Regions from separate parts of the Homo sapiens genome. Here all the other regions are linked to region 1. Evidence: chromatin loops called from intact Hi-C (ENCODE). Cell type or tissue: HCT116. All regions are shown on one strand. Each heading gives the region's core, and the rest is flanking DNA. Links, peaks and the distances in the headings are about the cores only.

What was found. A loop is a pair of places that touch in the nucleus more often than their neighbours do. Peaks named below come from ENCODE experiments on the same cell type or tissue, not always from the same donor. Only the 100,000 strongest peaks of a DNase experiment are listed, where the experiment ranks them.
Region 2: it touches region 1 in a loop (7-fold over the local background); 32 of 110 quality-filtered maps call a loop at or near these places.
Region 3: a loop joins it to region 1, with 4 times the contacts of the local background. A loop is called at or near these places in 14 of 110 quality-filtered maps.

What each region holds. Positions count from the first base shown.
Region 1 is chr4:168,074,591-168,080,661 of GRCh38, reverse strand. No RefSeq gene overlaps it. Among named protein-coding and RNA genes, the nearest start is that of ANXA10, 15 kb to the left of the region's middle. In HCT116, for the core only: a CTCF peak has its summit at 3,437 (motif pointing right); DNase peaks (open chromatin) are centred at 2,771 and 3,441; H3K27ac peaks cover 4,901 bases.
Region 2 is chr4:166,163,152-166,169,222 of GRCh38, reverse strand. No RefSeq gene overlaps it. Among named protein-coding and RNA genes, the nearest start is that of TLL1, 290 kb to the right of the region's middle. RefSeq lists an enhancer at 3,092-3,386. In HCT116, for the core only: a CTCF peak has its summit at 3,217 (motif pointing left); a DNase peak (open chromatin) is centred at 3,182.
Region 3 is chr4:167,620,071-167,626,141 of GRCh38, reverse strand. No RefSeq gene overlaps it. Among named protein-coding and RNA genes, the nearest start is that of SPOCK3, 390 kb to the right of the region's middle. RefSeq lists an enhancer at 90-259. In HCT116, for the core only: a CTCF peak has its summit at 3,229 (motif pointing right); a DNase peak (open chromatin) is centred at 3,221.

The DNA.
Region 1 (6,071 bases), core at 624-5,623:
CTTTCTGAAAATCCTTGTTGGCTGTGTCACTCTCTTGAAGATCTATTTCACATTTTTATTTTTATCAACCTTCCAACCCCTATACTCTTTCACCCTACTAATTTTCAGCTGATCCCTCCCTTGTTGTTTTATTGAGGATACATCCATTAATGCAAATAGGAGATTTTTCATTCTTCTACTATGTGTATTTGTACTTTTGTGTTTTCTCCCATCTTCCCCTTTCACAGTGCACATTGCTTCTAACTTAGTCTCCTTTTCCTACCAGCTGACTATATGAATTCTTCTCACTTATCCAAGAATTTCATTCCTGAAATTATCTCATTTTTATACATCATCATTTTATTCTTTTATTATTTCCAACAACCCAAAATTATGTTACAGCAACTGTAATTTTAAAAAGCAAGCAGGCAACCAAATGGAAAAATTCCCTTGGCTTTTATTCTCCACCTGCTGCAACTTCATTTTTGTTTTTCTGTTCTTTTCACAGGGAAAGCTTCTTCAGACAGTTTTCTATACCAACTCTCTCCACTTGTCTATTCTTTCTTTATCCCACGTCAATCAAGTATTCCCACGCAACACTGAAACTGCTGTTGTCATAAATAATGGTCATCTTTGCAAGTCTAGTGGATTATTCTCTGTTCTCATCTTGACATAATTGTCTCTCCTTCATGATACACATTCTTCTGGAACTTACATTCCCTTGGTTTTACTTTGACTAGATTGATTGTATCTTCTTAGTCACCTTTATTGTAAATACCACTTACATTACTAGCTTTATATTATTCTGTTTTTTGGTTCATATTTTCACTAATGAAAATTATATATATATATGTTATATTTTTAAAAATATGTTATTTAAAAATGCCTCTCTAACATTAGAACAAACTCTATGGAGATAGAAAATGTCTTGGTCTTCTTCACTACCATAATGACAATACATAAAATAGTGTATAAAACATCTAAAACAGCATCCAACAAGTATTTTTTGAATGAATGAATTTTATTTTTAAGAATCTGGAGCTGAGGGCAAGGCTATCATCTATGTTGTTGGGGCCATTATACTTTCCCTGGTGACCATCCTCTGTGGCAGGTCTCTTAACCTCTGATGTGTATACAGAACATCTATTAGCTTAAGAACCAATGTTATTTGTCACCAGATTCTCTTTTCTTTGAATTTCTTTTTCTATAACTTTAAAAATGTTATCATTGATCATTCTAGCTAGCAATATCTGTAACCTCCTTCTCTGTATACTTCATGAATCTTTGTAAAGCAAAATAGCAAAAACTGTCTTTCTTGAATTATATTGCACATCATTTAGAACAATAAATTTTTAGTGTAGATACCATGTATCCCTCTCAAAATGTCACCACTTTTTATGGCTTGTCAAAGAGAATTGAAGTTGAAATGTAAAGCAATTTTTCAGGATTGAATATCTACATACAATGTACTCTAGATATCCATGTTTTAGGTAAATGAACAAAATATGATTTAAAAAATTATCTTCATTTCTGTACTTTGGACATATTCTGATGTTCTAAAGTCCATTTAAGATTCATTCTAGTTGGAAATTTGCACTGACCCTTTCCAATTTGTAGCAATAGAAGTCATGAATAAAAATAATTAAATTTTAATTATTTTTAAAATTATATGTCCTAATCCTTGTAGAAGAAATTTAATTAAAAGTCAAAGAAAAAGTAACTTACTATAAACATTTTCATCACTTTGAAAATTAAATTCTAGCATATTAGTCATGTGCATTAATTTGAAACAAATTTCACATCCTTGGAATAATAATTTTCATATATCCACACAGAGATTAGTAGTCAGAGGATCATTATCACTAAAGAAAAAATAAGATGCTGCTAAATTGGTCTCATCTGAATATTTTAATAGGTAATATTACAATTAAAAGCAAAGTATATTAAAATAGTAACAAGTGTTTCTGAATCATATTTACCTTTTGACTTATAAATACTTTTGTTTTGAAATAAACTACATATTGTACATCTTATTTATCATCAACATGATTAACCTGTAGTAGGGAAAACTCAATTCTTACGGAACAAATGTGGCAATAAGTAGAGATTTAAACCTGATTGTTCTTTTGTTGGAATCACTAAATAAAGTTTGTATTATAATATGAGAATATTTTGTTTTCAATGTATACATATAATAGTCTTATCCATTGAAATAAAAAATAGGTTTTTATGGAAATACAGGATTTCATAAGTAATTTAAATGTATTATAATTTATCTATACAGTGTGTATTGTCATTTACCATGAAAGATTATACATAAATTACTGTGATGAAGCTATTTTTCCATTGACATAAAATAAGATTTTAAAGCAATGAATGTGCCAGTTCTGTTCTAAGCACTTTAAATGGTTTAATTCATTCCTTGAAACAACCCTACAAAGTAGGCATTGTTATTATTTCATAATACAGATGGAGATTCCATAGATTGAAAATCAGACTTCGATAATTGAAAGGACTCACAAGACTTCAAAGAGCATCCTTGTATAAGGCTTTCAGTAAAGGTGAAGAACACAGTTGAGTAGGAGAAAGGGTTGAGGCAAATATTAGGGACCTGCTTATCAAAGTCCTTCTTATATGCACAGAACGTGCTTCATCTCCAGTTCGGGCTTCCGTTTGTGCAGTGAGCCTTGTTTTGGGAAAACTTCTTAAAAGCATTCTGGTGGAATCTTTTATGTCCTGTAGTTATGTAGCTAAGCCAAGGTGAGTAATCAGTAATAGGAGTTACCTGTGTTATTTTGGGAGGTATTTGGGGTTTACTTTGTGAGTGATGCACTTTGATGCCCACCTCCAATTCCATATCAAATTTCAGATTACGGGGTTCCTTTATTTTCCCATTATCTCAGGCTATATGCCAACTCTATTGGTTTTTACCAAAGAATTGGCAAGAGTCATTTTTGTTATTATCCAGTTCCTCTGGTGCCAGAAGAAACATGACTCATTTCTGCCTATTAAGCAGATTTATCTTTTTACCTCTTCACCTAAAGTAAGGTCACTAACACTTCAACAATGGGGTTGCTTTCTAGACTGAATTTTTATTGTGTTGGTCTTCCACCCTTGGGAACCATCTAAACTTCAGTTACTTGTTTGACACCCTTTGGCACCCTTGGAAACTTGTCATAGGGACAAGTTATGTCCTTACACAATTCCACAGGGAGACTTAATGTACATGTTCATTTGATGAGGAAATTATTTCCTTCATTTGCTTCCATGTAGGAATGATGGTATGACATAACCCACAACCATAGGTATCTCATATCTCAAAATAAATTTATATCCTATTGTAATAAAAACGATTTCAATTAAAGCCCCTATTACAATAACAAGCCAATGATAGTTTTCAAGCGATGCTTACCTTGAAGTTGAAATAGGCTACTTTCTAGTCCCAAATACCAGCAATGACCACTGGGTGTCAGTCAAGGGCTTTTGCCAAGTGCTTCAGTCAGCATGGCTGCTTTGACTGGACATTTCCAAAATCATTGGAACATGGAGGTAATGAAGTTACCATGTGCTTAGTAAGGTCACAAAGACCTGATTGTGCTAAGTTTCTTTGAAACTGTAAAAAAAATAAAAGAAGTGCTGTTGCTCAAATTCAGGTTATTTTTTTCTTGGTAATTTTGTGAATAGCAGTTGATAACATTTCTCAGATGTTGTATGTGAATTCTCTAGAAACCAAAGAACCTAATCAAACTTTATATTGCTTGCTTTGATTTTGGAGTTCACAGAGAAAATCATTTATTTTTTGTTTTATGAGGGATGCCCTAGTCTCCTCTGTTCAAGAGATATCAAGGAATTTCACCATTTTTCTGAGATATGTATTGTATGATAGTTAATCAGCCATCTTCTGGAATCATATGATTAACAAGCGTTTATAATGCAATTTTAGCTTAGCGTTGAGATTGATACATAAACAATATATCATTACTATCACAAATAGCAGCACTCTCCAATTGATTCAAATCTGTTTCATCTCATCAGGTACAGCAATAAGCAGGAGAATTTAAATATCTTTGCGAGAGCATGGTAAATGTGTATTTTTCCATCCATCTCACACGAATGCAAATTGGCTTTAAATTTCTTCATAAGTAGAAATGGAAAAGAAAGCATTAGTCAATTTGGTCACAGAATAATAGTGTCCCTTAGTTTGTTGTTCCGCTTGAATAGTTAATACGATACTGTGCACTACTCATGGCATGAGGGTTATTATTTATTATTTCTGTACTCTATAGTGAATCTCTGGGTTTCATCATTTCTTCCACAGGCTGTTAAACAAGGAAATTGTGGCTATTAATATACCTACATCTAAAACATTTTTAATTGAAAACAAAATTTCTTTATGTGCCTCAGGTATCCAAACCTAGTCTATTCTAATTGCTTTAAATTGGCCACTTGAATGGGCTTAGATAATTTTGAAATTTCCCATCTACTATGCTCCAGTAAAAAAGGATTAAAAACAGATTTGCAAGACAACCTTTTTCCTAATAACCTGGGTAAGATAAGAGTCCTGCATTCAGACATTAGATCCATTCTAACCACACATTCTGGCAGAGTGAGGCAACAACCTTACATAACTTTTGTTAATAAATGCCTATATTTTAGCCATACTTTTGTCTGCTGTTCCTTGGAGTTGCTCACCGTATCTCCCTAACTCAATTCTATTGCCTGTTAACTTTTCCTTAACGGGCTTTGTATGATGTTATATTGGACACCGGTGTCCAGAAAGCCAACTAAATTTCCTTCACCACCCTCGGGCCATTTTACTCACACCCATGGAAACAGCCTTGGATCCCTGGCTGGGGTGTTGAGTCAGGGGGCTCTGGCCCTCCTGTCATCCAGAGTCAGAATCTTCTCTTTTTCCCCATACAATTTTCATGGGCATTGACACTCAGGGGATTATGAATTTCTTTTGTACAATAATCAGATTCTTAAAAATTTATTGAGACTAAAATAAATTGAGCAAAACTGTCACAATTCCTTTATAGGTTGAAAAATTGATGGAGCAGCCAGACCACCTAATCTTTACATAGCAATTCATGACAATTTTAGTGTTTATAACATCTGTCTTTTCCTTATTAATGTTATTTTTAATCAACCTTCTGAACACTAGTATTCAGTTTAAATTTTCTCAGGACTTTTTTTTACCCCTTTTATCCATATTTCCTTTTCTTTTTATTAACCCTAATCATTTTTCCATCATTAACCCTTATTTGCAGTACTTGGACAAGGAGTCCTTCCATAGTTTCACTCATCCCATCTTATCTCCGCAATAATGAAGTCAAATAAGGAGTCCAAGCAGTTGTAGCTTCTTATAGCATCTATCATATCTTGACCAAACCTGTAGAGTTAGGAAATTTTTTAGAATTACTGCAACTAATAAAAGTTACTTATGTTCTCAACAATTCAGCAGCCTCAGAAATATTCCATTTAAAACCTAAGGGTGAATTTGGGGAATTTTCCTTTTCAAGATTTATGTTATTTACCTTTGATTTTATACAGCTTAATGGATTTGGAGTTTACTCCTTCTATCCATGTTTCCACAAAAGCTACAATAAGTGAGGGTGCTGAGTAAGCACTAACATGCCTGTTCATTTGACAGTATCCAATAGAGTTCTCTGACTTCTCATGCACAACACTGATTTCAGTAGAGGTTCAGAAGTGAGTTGGCGATCAACTCCCAAGTGGCTTAACCGTTTAACTAACTACCCTTGCATTTCTGCGGTCTTTGAATTCGCACCCCCATGTGACCTGTGTAAATGTGTTGTGATGCTCGTCTCTGCTGAGGGGATATTTTGGTTGAAACAGCTATCTTCCCCACTGCCTTTGGGCATTACAGTCAGGATCACATGCTGTACATCTGTGGTCATGGAAGCCATCGACTGCTTTCCTATTATTATCATTTTCTCTAGAAAAAAGCAGGGTATTCTTGGTTGGCTTCTCCTTTTGAAATTTCTTTTTTGTAATCCATTTAGCTCCCTAATTTCCAAGCCAGGAATTTTCCTCTCCAGCATCCACTGACAGGAATTTCTTCTCAGCAA
Region 2 (6,071 bases), core at 416-5,415, 1.9 Mb after region 1:
TTTATTTGGATTATTATGAGTCTACAGAAGAGTCTTGGAATTAATTTATAGATGCAGATTCATTCAATAAAAAGATATGTGGGAAAAATATGAGAAATTGGTAATTTACAGTAGCAACTAATTAAAATAATTTTATTTGTCTTTGGACTGTATTTTTATATTTATATTTGCACCTACATGCTGATAGGTTGTAAATTCACGTTTTAAACAAAATGAAGTCAGCAACCTTCAAAGAACCAGTAGAAGGAGGCATAAAGAACAGTCATCTTTTTCTACCTCAAAACTTCTGGTTTACCTCAAACTCATTCTTTTCCCTTTGCCTGTTGAACAGGGATGTCTCTTTCAAAAGAACAAGGTTGCAAAACTTTGGAATGACAATTGGTATTTTCTGTACCATCTCTCTCCGGCCTCAATCAGCCCCTTTTACACCATAATCTCATATCACTGAAGAAAATTAAGTGGAGACATAAAATCTAGCGCTAGAAAAGATCTCAGAGAATAGTTGGACCTGGGTATTCCATTAAAAATACATCCCACGGCCTGACAGGTGACATAAATGGCTGTTGCTGTGTAACTGTGGAAGTAGAGTTCGTGCTCCTTCTGGAGGTCCACTCATTGTCTAGGTGACCACCTGGCTCACTGAATACAAGTTTAATAGTGTTACATATTCAGATGTTAAAATTCAAACCATAAATCTACAGTCGTATACAAGTTATTTCAATTTCAAGTGTTTTAAACAATTTCATTCCAATAACAGCAATGACAACACCATTGTCTAATGAAAGGTCTAGTGGAAACACATATGGAGAAATATCACTGTCCTCAGGATTGCCAACTTGTGAACTCTAGTCTGCATCCTTACAGTTATCTTACAGTTGAGGAAACCGACATCCGAAGAGGCAAAGAGATATTCTAAATCCAAAAAGCAAGTTAGAAGGAGAGCTAAAATATGAATCTCAGTATTACCCGCTGTTTTAGTGTCTGTTTTTTTTATACCTTATGGTATCACCTCTTTCATGCTGCAGCAAAGCAGTAGATATATGACACATAAGTAAAGAACTAGAAAAAAATGTTCATTGCTTACAATCACTTAATAGTTGAGAGAACAGGCTCTAGAGCCAAAATGATTTAATATATATGCCAGTTGCACCAGCTTCTACTAGTTCCTGTGAACGTAAACTCTCTATTACCCAGTTTTCTTCTCTCCAAAGAAGGAAAAATACTGTCCTTCTCTTTGGGTTGCTGTAAAAATTAAATTATTTAATAATATATGTAAAGTGTTTATAAAACCACTTGGCATATATTACTCTTAATAAATGTTTACTGTCATTATCATCTCCATCATCATCATCATCGTAGATTCCATGGCCTCAATCCTGCTATGTTCTCAAACTGACCTTTTGCAATCTCATTTCAGTCTACAACATTTATGTTACCAGGGCCTCCTCAAATACAGCAAGTTTACTTCTACTTCAGTGTTCTTATACTTGCTGATCCTTGCCTTGTAATTCCTTATTCGCTGCCTCACTTAGTTCAGATCTAGGCTCAATTGGTGTCTCAGGCCGGGTGTGGTGGCTAATGCTTGTAATCCTAGCACTTTGGGAGGCCGAGGCGGGTGGATCGCTTGAGACCAGGAGATCGGAACCAGCCTGGACAACATGGTGAAACTCCGTCTCTACTAAAAATACAAAAATTGGCTGGGCGTGATGGTCGGTTCCTGTAATCCCAGCTACTCCGGAGGCTGAGGCAGGAGAATTGCTTGAACCCAGGAGGCAGAACCCGCAGTGAGCCGAGATCGCGCCATTGCACTCCAGCCTGGCAACAAGAGTGAAACTCCCTCTCAAAAAATAATAAGAAGAAATAAATGTCACCCTCACATGTATGTCTTCCAGGACTACTCTTGTGAAACTAATTATACTATGTGATGTCCCAATTATACTATTTGATGTCCCATAATTCTGCATTGTTTTACTTTTCTTTTCTTTGTTTTTTAGACAGAGTCTCACTCTGTCACCCAGGCTGGAGTGCAGTGGCACGATCTCGGCTCATTGCAAGCTCTGGGTTCACACCATTCTCCTGTCTCAGCCTCCCGAGTAGCTGGGACTACAGGCGCGTGCCACCACGCCTGGCTAATTTTTTGTATTTTTAGTAAAGACGGGGTTTCGCCATGTTAGCCAGGATGATCTCGATCTCCTGACCTCGTGATCCACTCGCCTCGGCCTCCCAAAGTGTTGGGATTACAGGCGTGAGCCACCAAGCCCGGCTCTGCATTGTTCTTCTTAATGGAACTTAACATTTGTGAAATTATATAATATATTTACTTGTATCATTTTTTGTCAGTCTCTGCCTGCTACCTTTAAATGTAATTTCCATGAAGATGATAATATAGTTTTTGTTCAGTAGCCCCAAGGTGTAGAACACCATATAGCATAGAGCATAGAGTAGGTATTCAATAACTATTTGCTGAATGAAATAAAGACTGACTGAATGAATGGGTGCCAAATGAAACTTTCTGAAAGAAGCAAGTGGACGGTAAAAACCCTGAGTAACATGTAGCCCCTAAAGAAGATTTTATATGCTAATATAAATATCTGAGTTTGCCAACTGACAATGACCGTGTGGCTTTAGATACAAAGGTGTTTGGAGGATTTTGTCTCAAGATATTCTGTTGTTGATTTTTTTTCCTGGCAAAAACAAAATGCTTAAATATTGCTTTCTAACAACCTTTTTAAAGATGCATAATTCAAATGAGACAATATAAACAAATTATATATAGTTTTGAAAATATTTGATAGTTTGCCTTCTTGAATGCTATTACTTGTATTATATCTTCTGCTATTCATCCATCAAGATCTCAGAGATGTTTGCAATTTAGCTATATCCAAAAGTGATTAGTGGCAGCTGCATTTTATAAAACCATTATTATTAAAAAGGCCTTGACAAATATAATTTTTTTTCTATTATTTTGATTCTACCTTTAATTTTTTCATAAAAATACTGCTCTTTGCAGAAGAGAAATGATAATGTTTCCTTAAAACAACGTGAACCATATCATAGAAAGCCAGAGAGTATATGGTTCCGACTATTTCAGTAAAAGACTCTGAGCTGAACAATTTTCTGTGTGTACAACGTTGCTGAAAGACCGAGCAGGCTATGACATCATTCACTAAGGGCATTGGTTTGGAAGAAAAAGAGCAATACTGACATCTAGCGTTCATGAGTTATAAGACAGGGAGGGTGTTTTACTTTAAAAACATGCATTCTAACGAAGAGCATGTATCACATTGAGGGAATAGGCAGAGACCCCCTTGTAGACAAGTAAAATAATCAGCGCCAATTCATGACACAACCTCTGAATCATCTAACAAAGTGTTTATATTCTTGAAAAACACAAGAGTTTGAAACAACTGTTTACTGCTGACAAAAAAGCAACTAGATGTCCATAGTCAGTTTATGTGGGCTCAGACTTTTGCACCCACCAAGTGAAGACAACTAGTACTGGGACAATAGAAAGAGAAGCTAAGAACATGGTAGAGATTGTGACATAAGCATTCATTTTAAATCCCTGGAGTGGTAGGCATCCGTGAGATGCCAACTGCTGAAGCTACTGAAGTTAAAATAGTACAACATGTGTTCTCATTGTTCGACTCCCACTTATGAGTGAGAACATGTGGCGTTTGGTTTTCTGTTCCTGTGTTAGTTTGCTGAGAATGATGGCTTCCAGATTCATGCAGGTACCTGCAAAGGACATGAACTCATTCTTTTTTATGTCTGCATAGTATTCCATGGTGTACATGTGCCACATTTTCTTATCCAGTCTATCGTCGATGGGCATTTGGGTTGGTTCCATGTCTTTGCTATTGTGAATAGCGCTGCAGTAAACATACAGAACACATGGACGCAGGGAGGGGAACATCACACACTTGGGCCTGTCGGGTGTTGGGGGCAAGGGGAGAGAGAGCATTAGGACAAATACCTAATACCTATAGGGCTAAAAACCTAGATGACAGGTTGATAGGCGCAGCAAACCACCATGGCACATGTATACCTATGTAACAAGCCTGCGTGTTCTGCACATGTATCCCAAACCTAAAGTAAAATAAAAAAAATAGTACAACAGCCCACAAATGCCAACTCTGAGGACTCATCTACTCACTTCAGCTAGCTGCAAACTCTATTCCCTCAAAGGATCAAATAATTCCACTGCCTTAAAAATAATACTTGCTATGGAAAAGACCTTAAGTGGAAATTTACCCTGCCTTCTAGGCATTATTCCACAGCAGCGCTTTCCTGCATACTCCAGAACTCTTCAATAGGCATTTGAATAACTTCGTCTGCTGTCACTATTCAGGAAAGGCATCAGAAAGAAGCTACTGGCCAGGTTATCGTTTAAATGAGGCCATGAGGAAGCATAGTCTGGATATACAGGGATTTCCATTTCACCCATTTTAAATTTTCCTAGAGACATCTACAGAAAATTAGTATGATTCAAGAACAACGTGTCTACATTTATTTTCTCTGGCTCTGGTTTTATTGAGGTATATACCTGCACTGGATATCATTAAGTGTGCCAGAGGGAAACTCGAGAACCAGAACTCTCCTTTCCTGCCCCCAAAACAGTCCTAAATCCCCATGTTTAGCTCTACTACCTTGGAAAGTTATACAGTCAAGTTTCCACCCTAACTGAGGCAGCTAGAAACAAAATGACAAATGAGAACTATGTACTGAAATCAAATACATACATGAAGTTGCTCTGTAGTAGGGAAAGTTGTATATGTTTTCTTAATCATTGTATTTTATTTACTTCTTCATAATGAACACAGGTAATTCTCAGATCTCACAGACGTTTCTCTTTTTTGAGTTTAGATGTGTCTTCCATGGTTACAATCTGATAATTAAACAGAATAACTATTATATTCTGAATCAGATTACATTTGGAAGGTGATCACCAATTGCTCACAAAAGTTCTATTAAAGAATTCCTCCTGTTTGGCGAGGCACAGAGGGCTCTGAATCAAAAGAACCACCTAACGATAGTCCTTGATGTATAGTGTGTCTCTACAAATATTACCTAATACATTTGCTCCATTTTTTAAAAACAAATATCTGGCACAAATATTGTTGTGAACAGATGCTAATAGTCATTATTTCAGAGACCTTCCCTTGTTATTAAAATATAAACAAACACAATGATGATGTGTTTTTAAGGGAAAGGGACACAAAAATAGGAAACTTTCAAGGGAAGTGAGTAAAAATCATAATTATGACCCTGACAATAGAAGAACAAGATGCTGCTGCTCTACCAATGAAGCCTTGGAAGAAGGTATTTATTGTCTTAATCAAAGACGGAGGTCTATCTAACTTATTCTTTCATAGAATAATGTAATGTAGTGAGGGACAGTATATAAGCACCTGGAACAATCAGCTAAAGATATAAGCAGCCTACTAGGCAAGAGACAGCTTGGGCAGGTCATCCTATACAGCACATTATCTTTTTCTTTTCTCTCTCTCTCTCTTTTATTTTTTTTTGACTTTTACAGGTTCTGTGTTGCCCAGGCTGGTCTTAAACTCCTGGCCTCAAGCAATCCTCCCACCTCAGCCTCGCAAAGTGTTGGGATTACAGCCATGAGCCACTGCACCCAGCCCCTAGCCCACATTTTAGGAGCAAGAAGATGTTGAGAAAATTTCAAAGATAGGGAAATCTCTCTCTCTCTCTCTCTCTTTCTCTCTCTCTCTCACACACACATACACACACATACACACACAAACACACTCCAAGTATAGAGTGCATTTGGCATTTGCAACCACCCCTTTGCAAATGTGTGTTAAGTAAGTTTAAAGTGGGGATGTAGGGAAGTAAATTCTTAAAAGTATGCAAATTGCAAAGGGCATAAAATCTTGAGATTAAAAATACCCAAAATGTTAAAATTAAGGTGAAATATGTTTTTAGGACTCAAGAGAAACATAACTTTAAAAACCTGCACTGAATTTACATTTATGTGCAATTCACAAGCAAACTCAGAGATGTTTTTAAAATGGAGCTTAAGGCAAGAAAAAGACATAGATTGAATT
Region 3 (6,071 bases), core at 416-5,415, 450 kb after region 1:
TATGGGATGTGAGGGGGAAGAAAGTTTCCAAGATGAGTTCTGAATTAATGGCCTAAGCCACTGGGTAGCTAATGGTGCCATAAATGGAAATAAAGGAAACTAAGGGACAGTAATTGAACAGTGGCGGATGAATCATCAAGTCTGCTTTGAATTTGTTACGTTTTGGGATCAAGGTGGAGTTGGTGAGTGCACAGTTGAATATAAAACTGGAGCCCAGAGAAGAGGTTAGAACTGAACATAAAGGTTTGGGATTCAGTGGCAGGCACATAATCTGAGGCATAAAAATATCACTGATGAAAAGAGTTAGAGTTGGGGAACTTTGACAATAAGAGTTTGTGAAAGGAATAAACAGCCAGCAATGAGATTAAGAAGAAGCATCTAATAAAGCACCAAGAAGAGTATGGTATTGCAGATGCATAAAGAGAAAAATATTTCATAGAGCAAAATGTGTGGTTTACTGTAGCATCTGACACAGAGCAGTGAAGGAAGAAGAAAGAGAACTAACCATTGAATTTAGCAAAAGGTAGATGTTGTTGACCTTAAAGAAAATTGTTTATATAGAATGAGGAGGGGTAAGTTTGATAGGAGTGAAGTATGAAGCTAATTGGAGTTGAGAAAAAAATAGATTTGAAGTGAAAAGAATTCTATTTAGGAAATGTGTCACAGGGGAAAGAAGAATGTTGAGTGATACATAAGGTGACTATGGAAGAAATTTTTAGATGACCAAGGTAGCTAATTAGTAGCATTATGCATGGAGTTAGACAGAATTTGACAATGCAAAATAATTAAAAAAAATTAAAAATGAGAAGGTAGGGCAGAAAAAAATGGAAAAGTTATAGAAAACGTGCCTTTGTTTAGGTGAGAAGAAATGAGGTACAGAGAATTGGTGAAGTTATTGGCTGGGACAGGAGCAAAAACTTTTCTTCTATTGAAATATAAGGAAAGGCAAATCATGAGTTATGGACATATTGCTGGAATTACTGTTCAATGGGTACTGAGTTTCAGTTTTCTGAAATGCAAAGGATTCTGGAGTTGGATGGTGGTGAGGCTTTATCAATAATGTAAAAATACTAACATTACTAAAATATACACTTAAAAATGGGAAAGATGGCAAATGTGTTTATGTGCATTTTACCACAATTAAAATATTTTTTAAATATTTTAGATTTGTGTCAGTAGCAAATTTTGAAAGTTCTGGTCTCGTGGGTTTTGTATTCTCTGTGAATTAAAAATAAATAATCTGTTATGAATGATGGGAGAAAGTATTAGGGTCTAAGATTGAGAAACAGAGAAGTAACTATCTTTCCATGAATTTTTACCTGTCTGCATATCTAGTAATATAACTGTGAATATTTTCTCTACAAAGCCTGACTATACGTTCTTCTACTGCACTAAATCATATTTTAGTTATGATCTGTCATTAGTATGTGAGAAATAAATTAGGAGAAAAAAACAGCAATATAATGTTATTTCTAGCTCTATACTTGGGTTTATTAAGAACATTTGCATGCTGTTTCAACAACTTCTTCAAATCAAATTAACCAACTGTTATCAAGCTTTACGCTCTTTCCTGATGACCATCAATCCCAGGCTCTAACAATTACCCAGAGCTACAATTCTTTATTAGTAAACCTCTCCTGGTAATTCCAAAAATCAAGAGCCTGAAACTTTTATCAGGTCCTAGCTACAGGAAGATCTAGTTTTGTCATCAACTACTGTGTGCTAACTATACCCTGAATAGTCGTCTCAATGCCTACCTAGATTTACAGTTAGCAAAGTACATGGTCTGTGCATTTAAAATTGCTAAAATAAAAAAATGAGGATTTTGTCCTAAAACACTTAGGATTTAAACTTCTTAAATTGTACACAGATAGATAACTTGAAATGAGACTGTTTTGTACTTTTGTGAATCAATTCTACTTAAAATGTAGGCAGTAGCTTTTCCAATAGCAGTTACAAGGTAATTTGTGCTTTCAGGACACAGGTGTCTAAGTGGCCAGTGGTCTAAACGAGGTTTCCACATACCAGGTATTGCTCATCAGTGTGCAATTTGTATCCTCATAAAAGTGTACATCAGTAGTGTTCAGGGATACTCATTGGATTGGGTGTCACACTATTTATTTGGCTCATAATGTGTGTCAAGGGACCCTACAGTGAAAGTCATTTGTAGAATTCCATCTGCTCTTCTACAGGCAGGTAGCCAGGTCCCATTGTTGAACAAATTATATCTGATCACTCCCTGATGCTATGTATAATTGTTTTCTCTTCTTTGATGTGAATGTTAGGAAATAAACTATGAAAAATAATATATGTTCTTAAAAGAAAATTAGGTGAAAGTTTGTAGTTAACAGTTGATCATAGAAATAGTGGCTATAATAACAATTAAACTAGGCCAGATTTTTTTCATCTACATCTAGATATGTATCAGGTACATAATTTTTAAACTTGCATTTTTACATTCATGTTGTAAAAATGCAAGTTAAAAATTCAGTTAGCAGTTAGTTATTTTCAAATATAATTTATCTACTACTTTCTGATGTCTCAAAGTTTAGATAAGAATGCAGAATTCTCTTGGTGGTGTTGCTGTAAAGTACACTCAGATGGAATTTACTCTCCACTCAGTTCCAAAATAAAGACTTCAAATATTTGGTACCAAAAGTCCATGCCATATGAATCACACTGTTTTCATTAACTTCATGGATACTAGATATTTGACAGTAGGTGTTTTTTTGGAATTTGAACTGGCAACTGATGACGACTTCTGTTTACTTGTAAGCACTCTATTTCTCCTGCAGTAAATTTTCACTTGAATTTTGATGCTGGGTTTCATGTTCCGGTAGTAACATCTTTTTCTGTCCCCTCTACAGCTCACGGTGATGTGAGGCATTTTTTTGGTCATCACTATAGGTATTCTAAAGGAAACTTTTATCATCTCTTTGTCTTACTAGTGCCTTGGAAATTCATTCAAATAAACTCCCTATTCTTACCTGCCCATTGACAGGTAAGGGAATGACAGGGTCCGTAACAGCTGCAAATGAGATTTCAGGTGCGGCCCCCCTCCTCCAGTGGCTTTCAGGCCTGCTTCCTGGGACCTTTGCTGAGCGAAATCTATAGACCAGGCTCTGGCTATGGTAAGCTCATGAATGCCTGAATTTTCTTCTCTGCTTGCTGAAGTGATACAATTTCAGTCTGATTGGACTTCTTTCAGTGTCCTTAGCTCCAGTCTGCCCACCAGAGGGCAGCCTAGAGCGGCTCCCTGGTCAGCGTCTTAGCATCCTAGTCCCGGTCAGGGCCTTTGAAAGATACCGTACACATCTGGGAAGGAAACTGAGGTACTCTTCTCTCCATAGAAACATCCTTAACAAAATTCCTCTGGCAAATTCAGTGTGACTCCACAAACATAGAACAGAATTTAAGAATTAACAGGACTACAGTGCTGTGGAATGAGTCACGGAGGCAAGTGAGATAGTGAGATACACCCAGCCAAAAGAAAAACTGCATAGTGCTCTGCATAAACACCTGAGTGGTTAACAAACTGGTAAATGTGATATTGGAAAAGAAGGGAACCCTCACATTCTGGAAATGGCAAAATACCTACTTCAGATACGTAGCTTGCTTGTCAATCATTGTTAGTTAGCATGCAGTATTGCAAAAACCACCGTAAAAATGCACAAACGAGGTAATATTAGAGATTCGATATTTGCAGAAAGTATAAAGGATGAGTAGAATTATCTGGGAAGTTGGCATATATATATGTGTGTGTGCTTATATATATATCTATAATATGTATGTTTTAATATTTGAAATTAGAAAAAATGGCTGGGCACCATGGCTCATGCCTGTAATCCAAGCACTTTGGGAAGCCGAGGCAGGTGGATCACTTGAGCTCAGGAGTTTGAGACAAGCCTGGCCAACATGGTGAAATCCAGTCTCTACTAAAAATACAAAAGTTAGCCGAGGGGTGAGGGAGGTAGTGGTGCACGCCTGCAATCCCAGCTACTCCGATAGCTGAGGCATGAAAATCACTTGAACCTGGGATTCATCAGGCCACTGTACTCCAGCCTGGGTGACAAAGTGAGACTCTGTCTCCAAGAAAAATAAAATAAAAAATTAGAAAAAGTTTTGGAGAAACAATTAAAAGGCAAATCTTTTATGTTAATATTGTTTTAATTGACAAAGAATACTTATATATGTTTATGGTGTACAATGTGATGTTTAGATGTTTATCCATATATAAGTGGAGTGAGTAAATCAATCAATACATATCTATCACCTCACTAATTTTTTTGTGATGATACATTCAAAATTTACTCAAAAAAAAGGCAAATATGCTAATTCATTAACATCATGAGAAAGGACACAATTTAGCATTTTGCATAGATTACTTAAATCTCCCAAATATAAAGTTCATAAATTGCTGAGAGTGTATATTATGTTTCAGGAATTATTACACAGTTTACGTAGTATCTTAGTGATACAGTTTGTCTGTGTCCCCACCCAAATCTCATCTTGAATTCCCACGTGTTGTGGGAGGGACCTGGTGGGAGGTAACTGAATCATGGGGGCAGGTGTTTTCCATGCTGTTCTCATAATAGTGAATAAGTCTCACAAGATCTAATAGTTATATAAGCGGGGGGTTCCGTGCACAAGCTCTCTTCTCTTGTCTGCCACCCTGTGAGATGAGCCTTTCACCTTATGCCATGATTGCGAGGCCTCCCCAGCCAAGTGGAACTATAACTCCGTTAAACCTCTTTCCTGTATAAATTGCCCAGTCTAGGGTATGTCTTTATCAGTAGTGTGAAAATGAACTAATACACTTAATGTCTTAACTCAATCTTTACTATATTCTGGTGAAACTGAAGCTCAGAGATGATAAGAAATTGGTCCAATTCCAGCTAATAACTGAAGAATTTCAAATTCAGATCAAATTTTAAATGTGTTCACTTTCAAAATACATTTTCTATCCTTTCATTTTTTTTCTTTTGCCTTCTATGGGGTTCTACATTTTTTTAGAAATAGCATATAATTTAACAGAATTTTACTGCTGTTGATGCTCACTCACCTTCAAATCTATTAACTTTCCTTTTTTTCATTTTCCAAAATTTAACCTGAGATTTAGAAGAAAAAAAAGATAAATGTCATCCAAAACATCAGAGTGAGGAAAAACAGAGATTCATATGGCAGAAAGTGAAGCTAAAATAGTCAGACCTAATAGCTGTGGGATGACATAAGTCAAAACATGGCCTTTGAAAGACTAGTTGAAAAGAAGGACACATAATGGAATCTTATGAATTTGGCTACAACTCAAGACATTTGTTTGCAAGTGTCTGATATCTAATTAAACTAGCCTAAGCTAAATGGTAGATCTGTTGGTGGAAATCTGGGATAGCAAACAAAACAGAGAGTACAGCTAAGTAACTAAGTCTTAGGAAGACAGAAACCAAAATAATCACATGCCTGTGCCCCCCCCCCCATATTTGTTTATTTCATGGTTTAATTCTGAACATTTATTATGACTTTATCACCATCTTTCTCTAAGAGACTGTATTAGCTCACAACCTCTTCTTCCACCAGCCCATGTTTGAAAAATAATGTGGATGTACCTAGAGAATTGCATTGGCTCAATGTCAGCTAGATCAGACAGCGTGGCAGGGTCCCCAGCATTGTAACCCACACAGAGTCTTATGCCTGGGGAAAGGGTGGTGCATCATGCTGTGGTAGCTTCCCCGAGAACAAAGGGAATCACAGCCTGTGCTCTCCAGAGACTGAGGGTTGCCTGCTTGTGAAGGCTGACAGCAACTCTGCCTTCACCAGCAGCAGGACCCTGTGCCCCTGCATTCACCCCGAGAACAGTCTCTCCCTTCACACTGCTGTGGCTACTCCTGCTGAGGTCCAAAGTACTTGCTCCCTGGGACCTAGAAGTCATCTACCTACCTGGGCCTGCTCCCTCTGACAGCAATCCTACCTTTCCAAACAGCAGATCCACTGCACAATTGCAGGCACCCTGAGGTCAGGCTCTCATACACATTACTAGGTATTGCCTTATCCTACCTACTACAGCCTATGCTTAT